Regions from separate parts of the Mus musculus genome. Here region 2 is linked to region 1. The links are chromatin loops, found by intact Hi-C in ENCODE. Cell type or tissue: left cerebral cortex. All regions are shown on one strand. Each heading gives the region's core, and the rest is flanking DNA. Links, peaks and the distances in the headings are about the cores only. Region 1 overlaps Abi1 (abl-interactor 1). Region 2 overlaps Pdss1 (prenyl (solanesyl) diphosphate synthase, subunit 1).

Region 1 (12,188 bases), core at 2,281-10,280:
CAAATATTCAAAATATTATTTTAAATTACTTGAAAATTTCTCTTTTTTCAAGGTTCTACTCCTACCTGCTATCATGATTCTGAATCACAAGAATCCAAATCATATTTTGTCCAGCAATGCACATCTAGTTCTGACAGAAAAGGGGCCCAAAACAATAAAATGTAGCTCTTCCTTGTTATAAAATGTTATATAGATTTTAGACCATTAAGCCCATTTTGGTAGGGCTGAAAATGGTGTTAAGTAGTGGTGGCAGCATGTGCAAGGCCTTTCTTTGATTTGGTATCTGAGCCATACATGTGTGCACACCTGTCTATTCTGACTAGTTAGCAGAATCTACAGCACTGCTTTGTAATCTGCCCAGATGTGGTGTACTGAGTACTTTAATCCCAGGACACAGGAGACAGAGACAGGTGAACCTATGTGAGTTTGAGGCCACTGGTCGACACAGTTCCACCAGGCTAACCAGGGCTACATAGTGAGACTATTTCAACAACCTCTCCCCCAAAACATGTATCAAATATAAATCTCATTTACCAAACTAATCTCATCTACATCCCAAGACTAAGATAAAATATTTTGTGCTGGGCATGGTCTACATGAAGAAAGCCTATCTCACAAAAATAAGTAAATAATAAGTGAATAAGTAATTAGAACATTTTAAAGATATAAGATGTAAATATCTCACAAGATATATTGTAAAGAAATGGAAATCATGTTCAGCACCTTTAGACAGCTTCATAAAGCAAGTTTAATAAGCATTAAGGCTCTGTCAGATTGAAAATACAATGAGTATAAGGTAAGCAAATACTAACAGCTAAAATTGCTTTGTAAAAGATAATGGGACAGGCTTTGGAAAATGCCTCTCTGAAGACGGGTTTGATTCCTAGCATCCACACTCAACTCTCTCTTCTGGCCTTCATGGGCACCAAGCATAAACATGATACATAATACCCATACATATAAAAAAAATTTTAAATGTAAATATGCTACTCATAAAAAATTGTTAGACTGCCCTGACACAAACATAAATCTCTTTCTTTTATGTTTTACTTATATTGATAATGAAGGAAATTTGAAAGCAGATAAATAAAGAGTTCAAAAGAGAAACTTATGTGACCTTCAAAGCTAGATACAACACAATTTTACTTTACTCACACACTGGCAAATATAACTTTCATTGACCTGCCTGCATACCATTGTAAAATTGATTACAAATCTTCCTAAACTGATCTACAAGTTGAATACATTAGAATAAAAATCCCAAGTTTTTCATGGTTCAAGGAGTATATGAAAGAGCATGAAGGGGAAAAAATGGTTTTAAACATTATTTGTGAAACGTTAGATAGAGTTGTCTCAGCAGTTAGGAGCACTGCTGCTCTTCCCGAGGACCCAAGTTCAGTTCCCTGAACCCATGTTGGGTGGCTCAAACCCATCTATAGCTCCTGTCCTAAAGCCTCTCATTTTCATGGGCACCTGCACTCATATATATAGACATACATGTACATGCACACACCTACACATGGTAAAAATCATAAAAATAAATATTTTTTTAAAAACTCGCTTGAGATTCATTATGAAGTCTTACTAAGACAGTATTGTGGCAATACAAAATCAAGTAAATGGACAAAACTTAAAAACAAACTTAGGCTTTTAAACCAAACTTCTTGTCTTAGAATTATGGTATAGTGGGGGAAATATACTATTCAAGTGAAATACTAGTTTACTGCATAAAAGAGAAACTAAGAATGTATCTCTATCCCATCTTATAGGAAAAAATCCAAATCCAGAAATATAAATACAAAGAAAGGCATGCTTATACTTCTATCATTATACATTAACAACAAAACTGCAAAAGCAGATAAATCTTTAAAAAGACAAAGCCGCAATCTTTAAAATGGTGTGTGTGTGTGTGTGTGTGTGTGTGTGTGCGCGCGCGTGTACCTGCTCAAGTACACAGCATCACACAGCCCATGTGCAGAGGTCAGAGGACAACTTTAAAAGGTTGGTTCTCAATTTGCAAAACACATGAAACTCAAGAAGGAAAACCAAAGTGTGGATACTTTAAACCTTCTTATAAGTGGGAACAAAACACCCATGGAAGGAGTTATCGAGACAAAGTGTGGAGTAGAGACTGAAGGAATGATCATCCAGAGACTGCCCCACCTGGAGACCCATCCCATAAACAACCACCAAAACCAGATACTATTATGGATGCCAACAATAGCTTGCTGACAGGGGCCTGATATAGCTCTCTCCTGAGAGGCTCTGCCAGTGCCTGACAAATACAAAAGTGGATGCTCACAGCCATCCACTGGACAGAGGGTCCCCAATGAAGTAGGGAGAGAAAGGACCCACAGAGCTGAAGGGGTTTGTAGACCCATAGGAGGAACAACAATATGAACTAATCAGTACCCCCAGAGCTCCCTGGGACCAAACCACCAATCAAAGAAAACTGGGACTCATGGCTCTAGCTGCATATGTAGCAGAGGATGGCCTAGTCGCTCATCAATGGGAGGAGAGGCCTTTGGTCCTATGAAGGTTGTATGACCCAGTGTAGGGGAATGCCAGGTCCAGGAAGAGGGAGTGGGTGGGTTGATGAACATGGGGAGTGGGGAGGGGATAGGGGATTTTCGGAGGGGAAACTAGGAAAAGGAATAACATTTGAAATGTAAACAAAGTAATAAAAAAATCTCAAGCTTAAAAAAATTATTTAGCTAGTTAATACTAATGAAAATATTGCCAGCACATTTGAAAGCATTCAAAACGTATTGTAAATATGTAAAACTTTATGTAAATAAAATACATCAATGTATGTTGGTGCATGCCTGTAGGAGCAGGTAAATCTCCTGAGTTCCAGGAGAGCCTGGTTTACACAGCAAGTTCCAGGAAAGCCAGCACTACAGATAGTGAAACCCTGAAACAAAACAGTATCAAAAAGTTATTTCTCTCCTTCCACCATGTGGACCCCAGGGATCAAACACTCAGGGCATCAGGCAAAAGCCTACTTTATCTGCTGATTCATCCCATTGGGCCCAATGATGAGTTTTTAAAATGCAAGCCATACCAGACACATATAGCTTCCCAAAGCAAAGAAGTATTAAGCAGTAATGACTTAGGAATACAGGTCTAGCCTGTTTCCTTCAGGACTATGACTTCCATGTAAGGACAGACAACATATATGATGACAGAACTGGAAGGCCCAAGGCACCAGTTCTGAACCTGTAGGTCATGACCCCCACGGAGATTGCTTATCAATGTCCTGAATATCAGATATTTATACTATAATTCCTAACAATAGATAAATTATAGTTACAAAGTACCAACAAAATAATTTTATGGTTGGAGGTCATCACAACATGAGGAACTGTATTAAAAGGGCACAGCATTATGAAAGCTGAGAACTACTGGCCTAGGGAATGATGGACAAGTCCTTCAGGTATGGAGGAGAGTGCTCATGGTCATGCTCTGTCTGTAGTTTAGCTGATGAATTAATAGATGTTTATTATAGCTAGCATTAGTCTTTTGAAGGTATCAAGAAAACTTTTAAAGTACTTCAATTGCAGGTAGATGACAAAAAGAACAAGGACTAGAATGATTAAGGTTCTAAAGCAACACTGTGGGAACAGCTCAGTGGCAGAACACTAGCCTAGCAGGAGAATCAGGCAATTAATCCCAGAACCATATTAAAAATCTTTCTGAAGCAGCATCAAAACATTGCACAAAAGAAATCTCATTTCAGTGGCCACACTTAGCACACTGGAAAGAAGAAAGCACAGGCTACCCCTGACGTTTGATCAGAGGAAAGACAAGCTGAAGAGCAGACAGAGTAGGCTGAGCTCTATCTAGTCTTTTAAAAGCTAACAACACTATGGAAGTTAGGAGTTCACACTTCACAATTTCATAGTTTTAATATTTTTTAACTGGTACACAAAGGATACACATAAACAGTACAGTGTTAATTTTTTTTGATACATGTGTAAACTGAATGTTTAAGTCAAACTAAATGTTTATTTCTTTAAATATTTATTATTTTTTATGGTAAAGAACTTTAAAAATCATTTCTAACTATCTTTTTTTTCCTTTCTTACCTAGACTTATAAAATAGGACAGTATTCTGTTGATATCCAGTCACTTTACTATTCAGTAACAAATTAGTCCACTAATTCATACTCTCCATCTCTCTCCCTTCACACACCTTCACACACACACACACACACACACACACACACACACACACACACACACACACACACACACACGCATGCATACAAGCACAGGTCTCTTTATGTAGCCCAAGCCCTGAACTTGTCACCCAGATGTCACTATACCTGATTGACAATTTCTTTCTTATTATTTATATGTGTGGTGTGTGTGTGTGTGTGTGTGTATGTGTGTGTGTGTGTGTGTATGCACGTGCAAGTTGTGTGCAGGTACAGACACCTGCATGTGAATGCTGGAGGACATCAGTCATCCTGACCGATTACTCCCCTCATGCCCTTGAGACAGGGCTTCCTGCTGAATCTGAAGCCTGCTGTTTTTAGAAGTTAGCTGACTGACCAGTCAACCCAGGAGCTCCTATGTCCTGTCCTGGGGGGGGCGTTACAAACAGGCCACACTGGCTTTTTATATGGGTACCTGGATCTGAACACAGGTACTGCTGCTTGCATAGTGTTCTTCCCCTCTGAGCCACACTAATTTATAAAATCAGCCTCTAATGAATATGAATGTGTTAGAAATTAGCTAAAATAATGAAAAGGTTTTCAAAGAAAGACTAAAATATTCCCCAAACCAATTCTATTAGAGGAAAAAAAAAATTTCCATGACAACTGTGGAACACTAGGTGTAGTGGTACACACACTTGTGTAAAAGCAAGATGACTGTGGGTCATTCTTAGCTAGATTATAAATGTGAGGCTAGCCTGGGCTACAAGAGACAAAAAAAAAATCAAACTCAAAGATACAATTTGTAAGCAGACTAAAAACAAAACTATCTGTTGATTAAAACCACAGCTGATGGAAGCATGAACTCTAAAGCAAGGGCTGGTAGATCTCTGTGAGTTTAAAGCCAATGAAGTCTACAAAAGGAATTCCAGGCCAGGGAAACAAAAGGAGACTCTGTCTTCAAAACCACATCAAAAACAAAAACAAAAAACTGCTCTAGCACCCAAGAGAATAAGAGACAGTTTATTCTGGAACCATGGCCAGACTATGATTCAGAACCATGAGTGACCATAGCCCAGGACAGAGTCAGGTGAGCCTACTACATACATAATATGTACACATAATATGTACACATAATTCCCACTGGGTAACACACTCATTATGCTCTGTTACATAACAAAAGAATGTAAGAAACTAAAGCACTCCTCAAATACACTGCACACTGAAGTAACAAGTAGGTTAATTATAGCAAGGTAGAAAATACATTGCAAAATAATTTACCTAATAATCACAAGAATGGTTACTAGGTAAAACACAGAGGAAGACAATGGTTGCCCATTAATAGCACAAAATAATCTGGCTCCAGACAAGCAACACTGCATGCAACTCTTCTCCTAGCAAGTTCTAACTAGGCAACTGGCTTTGTAAATCTTTAACATGGGCGTAGTTTTGCTGGGGTTTTTTTTTAGAAACTTCTGTTCATAATAAGCTCTGATATTTCATTGTATGGCCTGGAAAGATGAAGTGGCCTTCCCAAAGACCAAGTTCAACTCTAAGTTCCCATATCAGAGACAAGTGCTTCTAACTCCAGCTCCACCCTCCGCTGAATCTGAAGACACCGAAACTCACTCATCTGCACATACTCACACACCAATACATATAATTTAAAAGATAAATCTTAAAAAACTGTTATGTAAAATTACCACAAAGATATATATTGTTTGAAATGTGTTCTCCTTCCTGTTCCTGTCATTTTTTATGGGAATGGGGAGGTACACATGTGCTTCTTTTAAAAATCTTCCAGAAAGGGGGTGTGCGGGGGGGGGGGGGGAGAGGGTGTCGGGTGGGGAGCCTATCCCAATAACCAAAACACAGAAAAGCAGGCAGAAAGAGCCATGCCACCACAATACTACTTGATATGTCCTTATTTTCTACAATGTATTTATCAGGAAACTTACCAAACTTCACAACTGCCACTAGAGGGAAGGCATTATAGGTTTCAGGCAGACACTCTTACATATAAATAAAGCCACAATATAAATTTGCTGAAATCAACTAAGAAATGAAAATCTAAATCCTTTTGCCCAGAATAACAAACAGAGATGGGTAGGAAAGGGGTAAGAGTCCTGAGACAAGCTACACAGAGAAAGCCTTCAGCAAAGAAAAAGGCAACCTTTGTCTGTTCTTGCTTACTTGGACCAGACTCTGGAAATGGCAGTATGCCCAAATTTCTGTTACAGAGCTCTGTTCAATATGCCTGAAACAAGTTCCCAATCAACTCTGAAGTTAACTTGATTCAGAATGACCTATATACACACACTACAAAATAGATTTCTTACAAAAATATGAACTGCAAAATCAGACACCATGGAAACACACATAATATGAACCACTTGAATCAGAATTATTATAAAGTAACTAGAGCCTATAACAGCAACACTTGGAGTAATGGGCAAAGGGATCCCAAGTCCCAGACCAGGCTGAGTTACAAGACCTGAAAAGAGAAGTCACGGGGAGAGGCAGCTCAGTAGGGAAGGCAGCCTGCTTGCTTAGGCAAATCGGAAATCACTCAAGTGGAACCCATGTGTGCTGGCTAGTTCTATGTCAACTTGTCATAAACTACAGTCATTTGAGAGGAGGGTACCTCAATTGAGAAAATGCCTATAGGCAAAGCTGTATGGCATTTTCTTGATTAGTGACTGAAGGGGGAGGGCCAGCTGATTCAGAAGCCTCGGTGAGGGGCTTCTGCATCAGCTCCTTCTTGCCTCCAGGCTCGTGACTGAGATCTTGTCCTAATTTCCTTCAATGATGGACTATGATGCAGAAGTGCAAGCCAAATAAATCCTTTGCTACCCAACTTGCCTTTGGTCTTGGTGTTTCATCACAGCAATAGTAATCCTAATGTAGAAAGAGTAAAGCAACTCCAATGTTGTCCTCTAACCTCCACAGGAACATCATGGCATGGCATGCCACCCCACCCCAATAATAATAAATAAATTTTAGTAAACAGAAATAGAGCTGTCTAGAGAAACTGACCAATGGGAGGGGATGGTGGAGAGAAAAGAGGAAAGTAGTTAGGGAATATGCTCAAAACTAAAATGTACATGTGCAAGTTAAACAAAATAATGAAAGGCTAGAAGGGTAGATAGCTCAATAGGCAAAGGTTTTGCCATTAAGCTGACAACCTGAGTTCAATTCCTGTAACAACAGGGTCAAAGATGAGAGCCAACTCCAGTGGATTCCTTTAGTCACACAAGTGCCAACACATGTGCATACACACAGACACAAACACAGACAAATACACACAAAAAAGTTTAAATATTTTTATTTAGAAAAAAACAAGAATGTTAACAATATAACGAAATGTACATACACACAGACAGATACAAATGTAGACAAACACACACAAAATGTTTAAATGTTTTTATTTAAAAAAGAAAAATAGAAACAAGAATATTAACAATATAGCAACAAAGCTCTGTCTAGGCATTTTAATCTCCAATTCTTTAAGTTCTTAAAAAAAAAAAATTACCAGATTCCATAAGAAATGGGGGGGACCTAACCAGAATCTGAAAAAAAAAACTTTACAAGGAATAAAGGAGTAATAAACAAGAACTTTCGTGCAGAATAAAAACTAATCAATAACTTTAAAAAAAAAAAAACTATTGACACTTACAAAGGAGAAAAAAAATATAATAGACATAACCAAAAAGTAAAACTGAACAGTTTCCTAAAGAGATAAGAGTGGTATATTTAGAAACGATAGCACAGCCAGAGAAATTAAAATACGTAAGTATATGTGTGTGCATGTGTATAAATACAAAAATATCCAGAAATATAGTAGTCTCATCTCCAGATGGAAACAGCCATCAAGTGACAGCACAGCATCCTCTTAGAAGACCACCACAGTCAAGCTATCCCTGCAAGATCTCACATGCACACACACACACACATGCATGCACACAAGTATGTGTGACAGCCACTAAATAAAATATATTTAAAAAGCTGTCTGAAAGAGGACAAATTAAATACAAAACTATTAGAACCATCTAGATGATGGAGCATTTCTGTAATCCCTGCAGAAACAAGAATCTTGGGTTCTAGACTTGGCCCTGTACTCAGAGACTTGACTGGGACTGTAGTAAAACAGGTCAGGCAAAGCATTGCCTTTAGAAGTTTAAAGGAAGATTGTAAGTGAGCTAAGGTGAGGAGTGCTCATCTGCCATGTGTAAAGCCTTAGGTTTGAACTCTAGCACTTCCCCTGCAAAAAAAAAAAAAAAAAAAAAAAAAAAAAAGTCCGGGAAAACGAATAGTACAAGTAATAATAGATTCTATGGTGAAATTTGTTTGGTTAATGTGCCATTTTAAAAATATTTTCATTTATTCTTTGAGAATTTCATGTATGCATATAATGTATTTTTGATGGTTTTCATAATGCCATTTTTAATAGTACATAATTCTAAATTACCTAGCCTATGCATCTGCAATGGGGCTGGGTGCTGTTTGTTTGACTGGTTTGTGTTTTGAGACAGGGTCTTCCTATGCAGCCCTGGCTAACCTGAACTCGAGATCTTCCTGTCTCTGCCTCCTGAGAGCTGGGATTATAGGTGTGTGCCACTACATTAAGCTTTATAATGACTTTGTTGTGAGGATAAATTAATTCGGTTATTTACATGTGTAAAATACCCTGGCATTTTTATGTACTATACATAAGCACTCAAGAAAACAAGACAGAAAGAGGCATTAACAGATTTTAGATTTTCATTATAATCCCTCAAGTAATAGTGATTGGCATTTAGCAATCTTCGTGTAGTACTCAATTGGGGAGTGGGATTTGTGGAATGAAATCTAATGACAGTAGCTATATTTACTGCCCCCACCCCACACACACACTGACTCAAATTAAACAGTCAGAAAGAGAGAAAATGTTAAAAAGAAGGGTGTGATAGCACATACTATGTAATCCTAGCACTGGGTCAGAGGAAGCAGGATGACTGCAGTGAACTTGAGGTCACCTCTGGGCTGCAGATTAAGTTCCAGGCCAGTCTGAGTACACAGTGAAATTCTGCCTCAAAAAATAACACCACAGAAAGAAGCAAGGAAAAGGGCAAGAGTGAAGGTAGGGCAGAGGGGCAAGGAAAAAGGAAAGAAAGGAGCTGGAAGGGGGAACAGGAAAAGGCAGGAGGAGAAAGGAGGAGGGGGAGAAAAAAGGAGGGGATGAAGGATGGAGAAGAGGGGCAAGGAGGAGGAGGAGGAGGAAGAGGAAGAGACTGGAAGGAAAGCCTACAGAGGCTGTGCAGTAGCACATGGCTACCTCCCAGCAGAATGAAGTAGAAGCAGCAGAATCTCAGGGCAGGCACCACCAGGCAGGGAGATCTGAAAAGCCAAGAGCTGCAGCTCAGTGATGGAGCACTTAGCCTAGCAGGCCTAAAGAATGGGTTCAATTCCATCCCCATCATGGCTTAAAAAAAAAGACACATAAATGGGCTGGAGAGATGGCTCAATGGTTTAAAGCACTAACTGCTCTTCCAGAGGTCCTGAGTTCAATTCCCAGCAACCACACGGTGGCTTACAAACATCTGTAATGGGATCTGTTGCCCTCTTCTTGTGTGTCTGAAGATAGCTACAGTGCACTCACATACATAAAATAAATAATTCTTAAAAAAAAAAAAAGACACATGGTCCAAGAATCCAGTCATGTGAGATTTCTAAGTGCTTGTGAAAAACCTCCAAGAAACCAAGAAAAGAGCCTTGTGGAATTCTTGGATTAATGCTTCATATCACTCCCAGGTGGAGTGGAGAAGAGTAATTTACTTCACATTATTCATTGCAATTGGCTATTGTTACTTGTTGCTTGGCCACTAGACACTTTACTCCTGTGGCTCCTCTTAAACCTATATACAAATTGTCTAATGCTCTGAATAAAGTTGGTTAGTGCATGAGACTTTAGTCCACCTCATATATTCGCTCCATTTTCTCAGGTCTCACCACCTCTAGAGCAGTAAAAATGAGGCTTAAAGAGAAGAGGTGTAGTACTAAAATTTCCTCAAGAGCTATGAAAGGGGGAACAGAAAAAGCATGAAAATCCTTTCAGCCCGAAAAGCAACAACAAAAGCCACTTGTTCAGGTCCAAAACAAGTTTCTATGCTGTACATCTTTAGTATTCCTGAAGACTCCACAATGATGAGGAAGGCAATGGCTCTATTAGGTCCAAACAGAGCATTAACTGAGCCACCTGAGCAGTGCTGATCTCAACAGGAAACAGTATTCTAATGGTGAATGGTATGAGGACTACATAAACTGATAAAGATAGATTGACGGTCCCACAATTAACCTTAAGCAAGTTTGGCTTAAAAGGCCTGAAGGAAGCAAATCTAACCTCTACACTTCTGTTACAGAAAGGAAATATTCAGTCAAACATTCATAACTGTTCGCTGCATTTGTTATCAAGTGTAATGTGCCATTTGATTAAGAAAACAGTGAGAAGCACATTTCCATCAATGGTTAAGAGGATGTGTATCTGCAAGTACTACTCTAACTACTTAGATCACACTGATATGTCAAAGACCTAATAAAAATATAATTGTGATTATTACAATATTTGCTTCTTATGTCCAATGACTAAAAGGTAGGTATATATACTTATAAATATATTTGTGGGGATTTCTAAAACATTGAGGCTTCTTACGTAAATACATCTCATCTCATACTTAGTAAACTATTGCTATATTTATCTGCCAATCTTTACATTTCCATCTTTGTCATTCATCATATTTATAAATAAGACTAGGAAAATATTTCCCATACATAACTAATGTATGTTTAAATAACTGAAATTTAAACTAATAAGCACAAATGGCACTATTATCTTATTTAGAACTGATGGTCTAACCTTACCATCTTGTTTCACTCAGAGTTAGCTACTGGACTTGTGGTAAAGAGCGGAATACATTTGTAGACAGGCCTTCCTTCTTTCTCTTCTGCATTGGCTATACAGTAATGATGCACTCTTACAAATTATACTTAATGTTAATTAGTAAATCTGGCACTAAGTGTGATGTTTTAAAAGACAAGTATTTATGCCTAGTAGTTATGATGCAGTATGAAAGTTACTGCACTATATATCTGATCTCAAAAAGATAGCCTTTCCAGTGGCAATTAATGGATAATTAATTTCTTTTATTTTGTTCCCAAGTTTAACATTTTTGTCCTTGTTGTTTTTACACCTTAAGGTCACTTAATGCAATTTACAAAGTTAACTTCCAAAGCTTCGGGAACAGAACTGAGGCCTTTAATATGACAGCAACATGCCTACAGTACATATGTATTCAGGGCACAACCAAAGCAAGGGGCCTTGTCCACTTTACTTCCCAGCTGCCAACATTTCACACAGCCCACATCAGAATGTCAAAATTAGCAATGGTGTCACTTTGTTCTGTTTCTAACCAATCTTAACAACTGTACATAATGCCACAGTACTGGCTTATATTATGACTATTAATGAGATTTGCATTTTTAATTATTATGTAATACTCCTTTTTTTTTTTTTTTTTTTAAAGATAGAGTCTCATTGTGTAGTCCTGGCTGCCCTGCAACTCCCTGTGTAGAGCAAGCTGGTCTTGAACTCAGATCTCCTGTTTCTGCCTGATCTGCTGAGATGCCATCATACCCAGCTATATTTATTAATTTTTTTAAAGCATAAAGGAAAGTGGAGATAGAAGGGGAGGGAAAAGAAGAAGAAAGAGGGGAGGAGAAGAAGGAGGAAAAGGGAGAGGAAGGGGAAGGGGAAGGAAACGTGAAGGAAAGGGGAGGGAGGAGGAAGAAGAGGAAAGGAAAAGCAGAGACCTAAAAAGACAGGCAAAGGAACAGGACCAAACAGGACTCATGTTCAAGGCCAGCCTAAACTACAGAGTGAGACACTTTTTTAATTTAAAAAACATCAAACATGAACCAGCAAGGTTTTTTTGTTTGTTTGTTTTTGAGATAGCGTCTCTCTATGTAGCCCTGACCACCCTGAAACTCACTAGG
Region 2 (12,188 bases), core at 1,476-9,475, 57 kb before region 1:
TGGTGGCCTTTTTGTCTTAATGACGGTGTCTTTTGCCTTGCAGAAGCTTTGCAATTTTATGAGGTCCCATTTGTCAATTCTTGAACTTACAGAACAAGCCATTGCTGTTCTATTCAGGAATTTGTCCCCTGTACCCATGTCTTCGAAGGTTTTCCCTACTTTCTCCTCTATAAGTTTCAGTGTCTCTGGTTTTATGTGGAGTTCCTTAATCCACTTAGATTTGACCTTAGTACAAAGGAGATAAGAATGGATCAATTCGCATTCTTCTACATGATAACCGCCAGTTGTGCCAGCACCATTTGTTGAAAATACTGTCTTTTTTCCACTGGATGGTTTTAGCTCCCTTGTCAAAGATCAAGTGACCGTTGGTGTGTAGGTTCATTTCTGGGTCTGCAATTCTATTCCATTAGTCTACCTGTCTGTGGCTATACCAGTACCATGCAGTTTTGATCACAATTGCTCTGTAGTACAGCTTTAGGTCAGGCATGGTGACTCCACCAGAGGTTCTTTTATCCTTGAGAAGAGTTTTTGCTATCCTAGGTTTTTTGTTATTCCAGATGAATCTGCCGATTGACCTTTATAATTCATTGAAGAATTGAGTTGGAATTTTGATGGCAATTGCATTGAATCTGTAGATTGCTGTTGGCAAGATAGCCATTTTTACAATGTTGATCCTGCCAATCCATGATCAAGGGAGATCTTTCCATCTTCTGAGATCTTCTTTGATTTCTTTCTTCAGAGACGTGAAGTTCTTATCATACAGATCTTTCACTTCCTTAGTTAGAGTCTCACCAAAGTATTTTATACTATTTGTGACTATTGTGAAGGGTGTTGTTTCCCTAATGTCCTTCTCAGCCTGTTTATCCTTTCTGTAGAGAAAGGCCACTGATTTGTTTGAGTTAGTTTTCTTTTTTTTTTTTTTTTTTTTTTTTTTTTAATTTATTTATTTATTTATTTATTATATGTAAGTACACTATAGCTGTCTTCAGACGCACCAGAAGAGGGCATCAGATCTCATTATGGGTGGTTGTGAGCCACCATGTGGTTGCTGGGATTTGAACTTCAGACCTTTGGAAGAGCAGTTGGGTGCTCTTACCCACTGAGCCATCTCACCAGCCCCCTTGAGTTAGTTTTCTACCCAGCTTCTTCACTGAAGCTGTTTATCAGGTTTAGGAGTTCTCTGGTAGAATTTTTAGGGTCATATATATATATATATATATTTGACTTCTTCCTTTCCAATTTGTACCCCCTTGACCTCCTTTTGTTGTCTAATTGCTCTGGCTAGGACTTAGAATATGGAATAGGTAGGGAGAAAGTGGGCAGCCTTGTCTAGTCCCTGATTTTAGTGGGATTGCTTCCAGCTTCTCTCCATTTACTTTAATGTTGGCTACTGGTTTGCTGTAGATTGCCTTTATTATGCTTAGGTATGGGCTTTGAATTCCTGATCTTTCCATGACTTATCATGAATGGGTGCTGGATTTTGTCAAATGCTTTCTCAGCATCTAACGAGATGATCATGTGGGTTTTGTCTTTGAGTCTGTTTATATAGTAGACTATGTTGATTGATTTCCATATATTAAACCATCCCTTCATCCCTGGGATGAAGCCTATTTGATCATGATGGATGATTGTTTTGATGTGTTCTTGGATTCAGTTAGCGAGAATTTTATTGAGTATTTTTGTATCAATATTCCTAAGGGAAATTGGTCTGAAGTTCTCTGTGTTTGTTGGGTCTTTATGTGGTTTAGGTATCAGAGTAATTGTGGCTTCATAGAATGAATTGGGTGGAGTACCTTCTGTTTCTATTTTGTGGAATAATTTGAGGAGAATTGGAATTAGGTCTTCTTTGAAGGTCTGATAGAACTCTGCACTAAACCCATCTAGTCCTGAGCTTGTTTTGTTTGGGAGACTATTAATGACTGCTATTTCTTTAGGGGATATGGGCCTGTTAGATCATTAATCTGATTCTGATTTAACTTTGGTACCTTGGTGTCTGTCTAGAAATTTGTCAATTTCATCCAGGTTTTCCAGTGTTGTTGAGTATAGCCTTTTGTAGAAGGATCTGATGATGTATTGGATTTTCTCAGGTTCTGTTGTTATGTCTCCTTTTTCATTTCTGATTTTGTTAAATAGAATACTGTCCCTGTGCCCTCTGGTTAGTTTGGCTAAGGGTTTATCTATCTTGTTGATTTTCTCAAAGAACCAGCTCCTGGTTTGGTTGATTCTTTGAATAGTTCTTCTCGTTTCCACTTGGTTGATTTCAGCCCTGAGTTTGATTATTTCCTGCCCTCTACTCCTCTTGGGTGAATTTGCTTCCTTTCATTCTAGAGCTTCTAGGTGTGCTATCAGACTGCTAGTGTATGCTCTTTCTTGTTTCTTTTTGGAGGCACTCAGGGCTATGAGTTTTCCTCTTAGGACTGCTTTCATTGTGTCCCATACGCCAGGGTATGTTGTGGCTTCATTTTCATTAAACTCTAAAAACTCTTTAATTTCTTTCTTTATTTCTTCCTTGACCAAGGTATCATTGAGTACAGTGTTCTTCAGCTTCCACATGAATGTTGGCTTTCTATTATTTATGTTGTTATTGAAGATCAGCCTTAGTCTGTGTTGATCTGATAGGATGCATGAGATAATTTCAATATTTTTGTATCCCTTGAGGCCTGTTTTGTGACCAATTATATGGTCAATTTTAGAGAAGGTACCATGAGGTCCTAAGAAGAAGGTATATCCTTTTGTTTTAGGATAAAATTTCCGTAGACATCTGTTAATTCTATTTCTTTTTAACTTCTGTTAGTTTCAATGTGTCTCTGTTTAGTTTCTGTTTCCAGGATCTGTCCATTGACGAGAGTGGGGTGTTAAAGTCTCCCACTACAATTATTGTGTGAGGTGCAATGTGTGCTTTGAGCTTCACTAAAGTTTCTTTTTTTTTTTTTTTTTTTTTTTTTTAAAACAGAAGCACTCTTTTTTTTTTTTTTTTTAAAGATTTATTTATTTATTATATGTAAGTACACTGTAGTTGTCTTCAGATACACCAGAAGAGGGCACCAGATCTCATTACGGGTGGTTGTGAGCCACCATGTGGTTGCTGGGATTTGAACTTCAGACCTTCGGAAGAGCAGTCGGGTGCCCTTACCCACTGAGCCACCTCACCAGCCCCATCACTAAAGTTTCTTTAATGAATGTGGCTACCCTTGCATTTGGAACATAGATATTCATAATTGAGAGTTCATCTTGGAAGATTTTACCTTTGATGAGTATGAAGTGCCCCTCCTTGTCTTTTTTGATATCTTTGTGTTGGACGTCGATTTTATTCAATATTAGAATGCCTACTCCAGCTTGTTTCTTCAGACCATTTGCTTGAAAAATTGTTTCCCGGCCTTTTACCCTGAGGTAGTGTCTGTTTTTTTTCCCTGAGGTGGGTTTCCTGTAAGCAACAAAATGTTGGGTCCTGTTTATGTAGCCAATCTGTTAGTCTATGTCTTTTTATTTGGGAATTGAGTCCATTGATATTAAGAGATATTAAGGAAAAGTAATTGTTGCTGCCTGTTATTTTTGTTGTTAGAGTTGGGATTCTGTTCTTGTGGCTGTCTTCTTTTAGGTTTGTTGAAGGATTACTTTCTTGTTTTTTCTAGGGCATAGTTTCCTTCCTTGTGTTTGTGTTTTCCCTTTATTATCCTTTGATTGGCTGGTTTCGTGGAAAGATATTGTGTGAATTTGGTTTTGTCATGGAATACTTTTGGTTTCTCCATCTATGGTAATTGAGAGTTTTACTGGTTATTGTAGACTGGGCTGGCATTTGTGTTCTCTTAGGATCTGTATAACATCTGTCCAGGATCTTCTGGCTTTCATAGTCTCTACTGAGAAGTCTGGTGTAATTTTAATAGGTCTGCCTTTATATGTTTCTTGACCTTTTTTCTTACTGCTTTTAATATTCTATCTTTTTTTTTTTTTTTTGGTTTTTCGAGACAGGGTTTCTCTGTGTAGCTCTGGGTGTGCTAGATGCCTGCAGTGTAGAGAGTTCTCTGGGGACCTGGGACCCTCTGCTGAGATAATGCCCGAGATCCCATGCCTGGCTTTATGTTGAAAAGATAGCATTAATCTCATGACTGGAGATAGCTTTATTATCAATTATTTCTGCTTGCAGGGGGTGGGGGTAGGGGTCATTTTGTTCTCCATTCAATATATCCAGCTGCCTGAAACCTGAAACTTGCCTTTTTCAGGCAGGTATCTTGACTTCTTTTCTACATTGATCTTCATGTAGCCTCACAAAGTACTTGCAAAGAATAGCCCTTCCTGGGCTGCTGTGGATCACAGGTCTTTGCTTTTGAAAGCAGTGAAGAGCTTTACCACTTACTCAAGTGGCTTTGTGACCTTTTGGTGTGTGCAGCTTAGCCCTGCTCTGCTAAGCATTACAACTATATATGTTATTAAATATCTGAAAGCATTCCCAGGGTTGAATGGGGCTGAGTGCTAGAGTACTTATCATCATGCACAAAGCCATGGGTTTGATCCTCAGCACCACCAAAGGAAAACAATAACAAAAATAATAGTGAGCAAAGATATGGCTAGCAGATCCTGCCTTCATCCTGTTCCTGGATGTAGTGAACAAAGAGAAGGGGGATTCTGTTGTTTCTGACTCAACTGTTTAGCCTCCAGCCTCAACTCTGCAGTCTTCCTGCCTCACCTCTTGAATGACTGGATTACAGGTATGGATGTCCATATCCAGCTAAACAGGAGGATCAGTTTCCTTTTTCCTCATTTCTTCCTTTTTTCCTTCCTTTTTATTCTGTCTGTTGTACCTGAGTCCAAACAAATATGCTAGGTAAATGGTTTCCTACTGAGCTATATCCACAGCATCAAAGGAGATTCTTTAATGGGAAGTTTCTGCTTTTGTATGAGGTAAAAGTTTAGTTCCTACATTTTACAGGTAAGGAAACTGAAACACAGAAGGATCAGGTGGAAGATCAGGGTCACTGATAGTTGCTAGTCATATCGCCAACCCCACAGGCTTCTGGAGAGCTTGTCCCACCTTGCCATGCTGCTGTCCAGGAGGAATACAGTCTCCAAAAGAAGTAGGCAGATGCTTAAGTATCACCAGTGACCTATTTCATCTGGCTTCCTTACTGAACGTCAACAGAGACTTTGCTTTCCAATTGAACAGAATGTCTCCCCAGTTCCCCTCTTGTTCTTTCCCAGTCTTTGATTTCTGAAAATGTGGCTGGGCCTGCTTAGCATGCTTAACAGTACAGCAGGAAGTAGCTTTGGTGGATTAGTGAGGATTCGCATGCTCAGCACTAACCAGCTTGTGTTTGAGGTTTTGAGCTTTAAAGGCTTTGAAAGTCTTCCTTGTCTCCTTTTGGAAGGGTGGGAGTGCAAACAAACAGTCCTAATATAATTGTTACTTCTGATGAGAAAGGGGTTGAAGATCCTTCTCATAATGAAAACCAGACTGAGACTTGAGGCTGTTAACAGGCATAGCAAGAAACAACTGCATTCAGGGGAAAAGAAAAAAAAAAGTGATCACCAAAACTGAGCCACAGATGAGGAGGAGCTTGGCAAAGTTTTATATTGAATGAGAGTACACCCCTGAAATGAGGGTTCTCCTCAGAGGTCATTAAGCCAGCAATTGCACTGAGTGCTAGAAGGCAGTGTTATACACAATGGGATCTGTTTTGCATACCAGAAAGGTTTGCTTACATTATTATTAGAATTTAGTCTTGTGGCTCTTTGCCCAAAAGACTGTTTTATCTTGTTTGAAAGAACAGGAGGAAGAAGGCTAGATTCTCTAAAATTTAAGAGAATGGGACTGCAAGGTGTACTTCCTGTAAGCTGCCAACCTGAAACCAATCCCTGGAGTCCATGTAAAGATGAAGAAAAGTAATGCCAGAATGGCACCCACACTCCTGCATACTCACAAATATTACAATAAATTTAAGAAAATAGGCTACATTTGTAGCTGGATGGTAGACTGCTTGCCTAGCTTGCAAAAGATCCTGGACTCTATTCTCTGAACTACACAGAAAGGAAACATCCCTTTGTTTTGTTGTTTGTTTGTTTAATTTTGTTTTATTTTGAGGCAGGGTCTCTGTAGCCTTGACTGTCTTGGAACTCTGTAGATGACCTCAAACTCACAGCTCTGCCTCCTGACTAAAGATGTGTGCCAAGAAAACAGCACTTTTTAATGTGCTGGGTTTCCTTTTAGTGCCAGCATCCCCATTGTCTATAGCATAGGCTCAGTGCTCTTAGGGAATGCGTGAGTGGCTCTGCCTAGTGCCTAGATGACACAGCTTACCAGAATCTTCTTTTTCTTTCAGGTCTCTGTCCTGGGTTGCCCTGACCCAGTGGTGCATGAGATAGCCTATCAGTATGGGAAAAATGTTGGAATAGCTTTTCAGGTTGGTATACTTGTTTGTGGGAATGGTGACATACAGGCACAGCCTGCATTTTTCTCAGTGTAGTGTGCTAAGCAGTGGAGACAGTGGCAGCTCAGTGGGTGTACTCATCTTTCCTTTTGCCAGCTCATAGATGATGTATTGGATTTCACCTCATGTTCTGACCAGATGGGCAAGCCAACATCTGCAGACCTGAAGCTAGGCATAGCCACTGGCCCTGTCTTGTTTGCTTGCCAGCAGGTAGGTCTTACTCTCTTTGAAACAGGACCAACATAGAACCAATATCTCAGGCACATCTGGTAAAGTGTGAGAGAAAAAAATAGCTGGAGGCATTTAGATAAGGGACCACAGATTTGATCTTGGTTTAGTAACTGAGATGTTAGGGCTATAATTTCACTTCTATAAACCTTATCTGTGAAATACCAATTATAATCTCCTCAGTTGTTATGAGCGCTAGTTGATATACTACTCATTATCTTGTAAATCAGAAAGTGCTGAGTAAATTTCATGTGTTTTGAGTGTTGCAATATTGACAGTTACTACTTTTATGATTGGGTATGCCTCAAAGCCTCTTAAAGGTACAGAAAGTTCCGAGGGTGTCTAGGTCTGAGGAAGTCATAAGTTCTAGTTTAATGGAAATGTTGACATCTCGAGGGAAGCCTTGATGCCTCAGCCATTGCTTCCAAGTGTGGAGAAGTCAATTGAATGCACCAGGACTGCATAGTTCCTTCCTTTTCACACTGAGAAGCTTTCAAGTAAAGCTGCTTTCACGTCCTCTGTAACAGATGAGATGCTTCACAAGTATCAAAGATGCTGCAGTGACTGTCAAGCCAACCATTTCACAGCAGCATCTGGACCCAGGCCATTTGCTTTTAGCTGGGCCAGATGCTGCTTGGAATAAGTGGACCATTAGCTGTGTATGGGTATCTTTAAAACAAATAGTCATCTGAGTGGCATTTAACTGGTTAGTTGGCAGTGTACTAAGACAGTCATCACTAACTACCTTTTGGGTCTAAAATTTTTAAATTATCAGTTTTTCCATAAATTTTGCCTGCATTCTTTATTTAAAATGTAAGTCACGACTTCTCTAGGACTTAGTTCCATTTTGATATTAAAACCAGTGACATTCCTTTTGATTCGTTTCTGATTCAAGAAAGGTAAGAGATGATCTTTTATCCTTTGACCTAGCAGAACTACTACAGGTAATTCAGCCTCAGGGAGGCTGAAGCCTGGATGGCTGTGCTGAGTACCATGGACAGTACCTGTCAATTAAAAGAATAGAGACTATGACCAAAGATGATGTTGCACTTAGAAACTCTGTCCTTATTAGCAGGCTCTATCATCTCAGACACTTGAGGTCGGGGTAAGAAGAGAAAGATATAGAGCTCAGATGTAGTAACACAGGCGTGCCAACCAACACCCAGTTATAGGAGGGTCATGAGATTGAGGACAGTCTGAACTACATTAAAAACAAACAAAAATGTCTCAAATCATAAACAAACAAAATACATGCATTCTGTGAATGGTAGGTCCCTTTTCCCATGAGACTTATTAACTAACTACCCCAATATTCAGGAAAATTATTAATATAATGCTAAGTTTTAAAAAATTTAAAAAATCACATTAGAGCAACATAAAGGAACATTTTCTGTTATGCCATAGCCACCTATACACACACAGAGTATTCCTGAGCCATGTGTGTATAAAAGTATATCTGATGATAGAAAAATTAATCATCAGCCAGCATTTGTTGTATAGTCACAGACCTTCATCATCTCTGTCACAGGTGAGTATACATGAATAAAGGAGAGTCTCAACAATTATAAATACTTGCGTGTTATACTGGGAAATCCAAGAGGCATGAGGCACCCAGTTACTCTGACCAGGCAGCACCTTCCCCTTTCTGCCTATAAGTCAATGGGGAAAGGAGCTGCAGGCATAAACGCAGCCTCAGAAATGAGACACATGATGAAATTGAACAGTAGTGCCTCTGGGCAGCACTCACTGTGCCAAAAGTTAATAAAATAGATATTTATACTTAGTCAAGGTTGTATTTATAAATTGGTCTCAAAACCCTGAGCTTAGGATCTTTTTATGCATTATTCTGCTAAAAAAGAGTTCATGGGGCTTAAAATAACTTTGGGTGAATCAAGTTCAAAAATAATACAGGATTATACAGTATCTAGCTTTAATAAAACAGCATTGATTTTAGTTTATAAAGGATTCTTTCTTACATTTTCCCTGATTCACAAGTCTACTTTGTGGTAGATAACTGTTTGTTCTTTGAATGAAACTGATGCTCATGTCTGACCAAAATGGAACATCTGGTAGATGACACAGAGCCTTCTTTTGGGTAATTGAACATCTTTCCCAAGTCTTCTAAGACCAGCATTCATTTTACTATGCTTGAATTGTTCCTTCAACTAACAGTGTACATAACAGTACCCAGTAGGTCTACCCAGAAACCAGGTAACTGGTATACCCTAGCACTGAAGATACCACCACACAGGGTATCCACTATTGTTAGTGGCTAACATCATTTATAGAGTACTTGGAAGGTGTTTGTAAACCTTTCCTAGGGGGATGTTTTGTCCACATATTTGTCATTGAACTAATCCATCTGTGTAACACTGAAGATCTTGCTCTGAGATCCTAGGCCTTCCACAGACTCCCTGTCTCAGTCTCTCAAGTACAAAGATAACAGACATGCTCTCCAAACCCTGGCTTGCCTTTTCCTTTTTAATGCTGCATGGTAAATGATCTTTACATTATAATTTGTTCGACTAAGAACTGTTTGACTGAGTCTTCTATTTTTGATATCTTTGGGAACGATTCCTTTGTGGCCATGTTCAGGGACTTGAGGTGTGTCAGGAGGTCGTCACTCAGCAGTAGAGATCCGCCTAACATGTATATCACCCTGGGTTTGACTCAAAGTGAGCATATGCATATCTCTCTCTCTCTCACACACACACACACACACACACACACACACACACACACACACGAGCGCGCGAGCGCGCGCACTTCATGATTTCTGAAGAGGTCTCAGTGGTAATGAAGTTAGTATATTCTTGATTAGGAGTGTATATTGTCATTGAGCTCTGTTGTAGAGTAATTGCCTAGTATGCACAAGTCCCTGGACTCCATCACTAGCACTTGAGAGGTAAAAGCTAGGAATTCAAAGTTATTGCCAGCTACATAGGTCATCATCCTGGGCCCCATGAGATTGTGCCAAAAAAATAAAAAGGAAAAAAGGGAAAAAAGAATACAACCCACAACATTGCAAAGACCTTATTCACAAGTGCAAACCCTAGCCAGAAGCAGCCGTCTGTAATGAAACTGTACACAGAAGCTACTGGGTAAGAAGTGGGAAATATGTTTCTCTTAAACAAGCAAGTCTCCACCCTTTTTCTTTAAAATTCCTTGGACATTAACTCAGTAACATTTACCTGAATCTGTTGTACTGTCTCAGGCTTTATGATTTTTCTCAAAATATAAACTTACACAAAAGTTTGAGTGTCCCTGCAGTGTGGTTATGTCTTGACGGTTACTCTTGCTGTGTGTAATGCCCCAGAAGGTAAAAAATTAGAAATAGCTGTCCTCTTTCTCCTTGCTGGTTCCCTTACCTAAAGCTGGTATTTAAATATGTAAATGTGGGAAATTCATTAAGACATACTGATATACTTCACTTTGGAAACAATGTGAAAAAATTGTTTGACTTTCTATTTTTTATGTAGTTTTTTTTAATTTTCATTTTAAATCTTTCAATGACATATGAAAATGTTTATGAAATACTCAGAAATAGAAGTGTTTTCCTTTTTTGGTGAGATTATAATAGTTTAAAAGCTCGTTTTAAAATTTTCCTTTCATCTGCTTTTTATTGATAAATCACTAGACAAATGTCAGGCTTCCCGCTGTCATCGCCGGCCTCTGCACCAGATGCCTAGGCTTATGCTACGGTGCCTTAGAATTACTCAGGTTTGGACACTACTGACCCATCCTAGTGCACTGATCACCCTTGTAGTTTTGTGAACACATTTCCCAGTTACAATCTGATTTCCTCACAGGCTATTTTTCCTACTTGTAAAAAGCATGAGTAAGCAAAAAAAAAAAAGTCTCACTGAATCTGGGATGAGAACCAACTTGTTTCTCACTTCTTCCTCACATACACAGGGGTAGGGAAGTTTAGAAGTTTGATATTTGCATATTGAAATTTACATAGTGTTACTTCAAAGGAGGAATGTAGTCATGCTCACTGCAACTTAGTTTAAATGTTGCTTTCTTGATGTTTTTACATTAAAAGCATCAGAGAAACTACACAGTTGGCATATTTTATGACACATAACTCAAGCTGAGGAAACATACGCTCGATATATGATACATACACAGGGGATTTTTTATGAGATGCCCAAGACACCATCACATCTGCTTTAAGATATAGCCTAGAAATAAACAAGTGTGTGTGTGTGTGTGTGTGTGTGCGCGCGCGCGGGGGGGGGGGGGTATTTAAAAAATAAAAGCACCAAAATTATCTGATTGATTTCTTGATTTTATTTCTTGATGCAAACTAGTACTTAAGAACTCTGTATGGATGTTAACTGTCTCTACAACTTTGTTCTCAAACATGTACTTTTCTAGAACACTGCTCCTTGTTTGGTTAGGGTTTCTCTTCTGTTGTTTGCCTTGTTTTTTCTACTGCAGATTCCATAGTCACTACTACTGGAGAACTTACTTCATCCTTCAGGCATAGTGCCAGGGAAACTGGCAACTGCATCAGCATGGATATCAGACAGAAAGCATCCTACCTCTTACTCCATAGAATTACAGACTGCTAGAAATTGGACAGTTGAAACAGAAAAGAAGACTGAGATGAGGAAATTATTCAGCTGGGATGGTTGCTGGCAGAACCTGGATATGGGGTTTCTGTCTGGATGCCGTCCTCCTAAATAACCAGTAAAAATGAAGAGGATACAAGACATTGTCATCATTACTGAGGGACTTATAGTGTGTGTCACACACGGTGGGGAGACAGGTGTCTGAGTAGTCAGTTCTTTCTTCATCAAACTCCAGTCATCAGACCATGCACACTCAACCAGACCATTTCTCCAGCCTGTTTTGTTGTTGTTGTTTGTTTTTGTCTTTTTGCTATCAGACCTTTTTATTCCCTCTCTTGTGCTACAATGAATAGGACTAGCCACTGAACCTAGAAAAGCAGAAGGATTTTCTTCCCCTATGAAGTCTTCAAGCCCATGAATTTTTGTTTCTTGTGTTAGGAATGGAACAAAACTCTAAATATGCTGGACAAATGCTCTAATGCTGAGCTGTACCTCTGATCTTTTTATAACTTGGTACACTGATCTGGCTGATCTATCTCCTCCAGTCCAAAGGAGGTGTGCATTAAAACATTTGATGATCATAACACCAGTATAATCAGATTTGTGGGGAGTGGGATCAAGGCACTTAATCCCCCGATGATTTCAGTGTGCGCTCAACAGTGTCTAATTCCTAACCTTTTCGTAGAACACCAGTTCCAACATCACTTGGCAATTCATTAAAAAGGCATTCTCAAACCATAGCCTACTGAATTAGAACCCCAAAAGCTCAAGAATACAGTACTTGGTTCTCCTGAGACTTACTCAGTACTGGACTGCTAATAGGACAATTAGTTCTGTTTTGTTTAATGTGTATGTGCAGGCTTGTCTGTTGTGTACTGCGTATATGTTGTGCACTTGGAGGTCAGAGGGGAAATTACAGAAGACTCATCTGCCTGGGTGCTAAGAACCCAATACAAATTCT

Evidence for each region. Peaks named below come from ENCODE experiments on the same cell type or tissue, not always from the same donor. Only the 100,000 strongest peaks of a DNase experiment are listed, where the experiment ranks them.
Region 2: it touches region 1 in a loop (5-fold over the local background); 1 of 42 quality-filtered maps calls a loop at or near these places.

The regions. Positions count from the first base shown.
Region 1 is chr2:22,979,780-22,991,967 of GRCm38, forward strand. All of the region lies in intron 2 of Abi1 (abl-interactor 1), which reads right to left. Among named protein-coding and RNA genes, the nearest start is that of Gm52502, 29 kb to the right of the region's middle. In left cerebral cortex, for the core only: a CTCF peak has its summit at 6,157 (motif pointing right); DNase peaks (open chromatin) are centred at 6,414 and 6,611; H3K27ac peaks cover 1,941 bases.
Region 2 is chr2:22,923,226-22,935,413 of GRCm38, forward strand. It overlaps Pdss1 (prenyl (solanesyl) diphosphate synthase, subunit 1), which reads left to right. Exons shown (of 11, transcript NM_019501.3): 8 at 6,315-6,395; 9 at 6,519-6,632. Among named protein-coding and RNA genes, the nearest start is that of Pdss1, 34 kb to the left of the region's middle. In left cerebral cortex, for the core only: no CTCF peak of the experiment used is centred there; a DNase peak (open chromatin) is centred at 5,215; H3K27ac peaks cover 2,046 bases.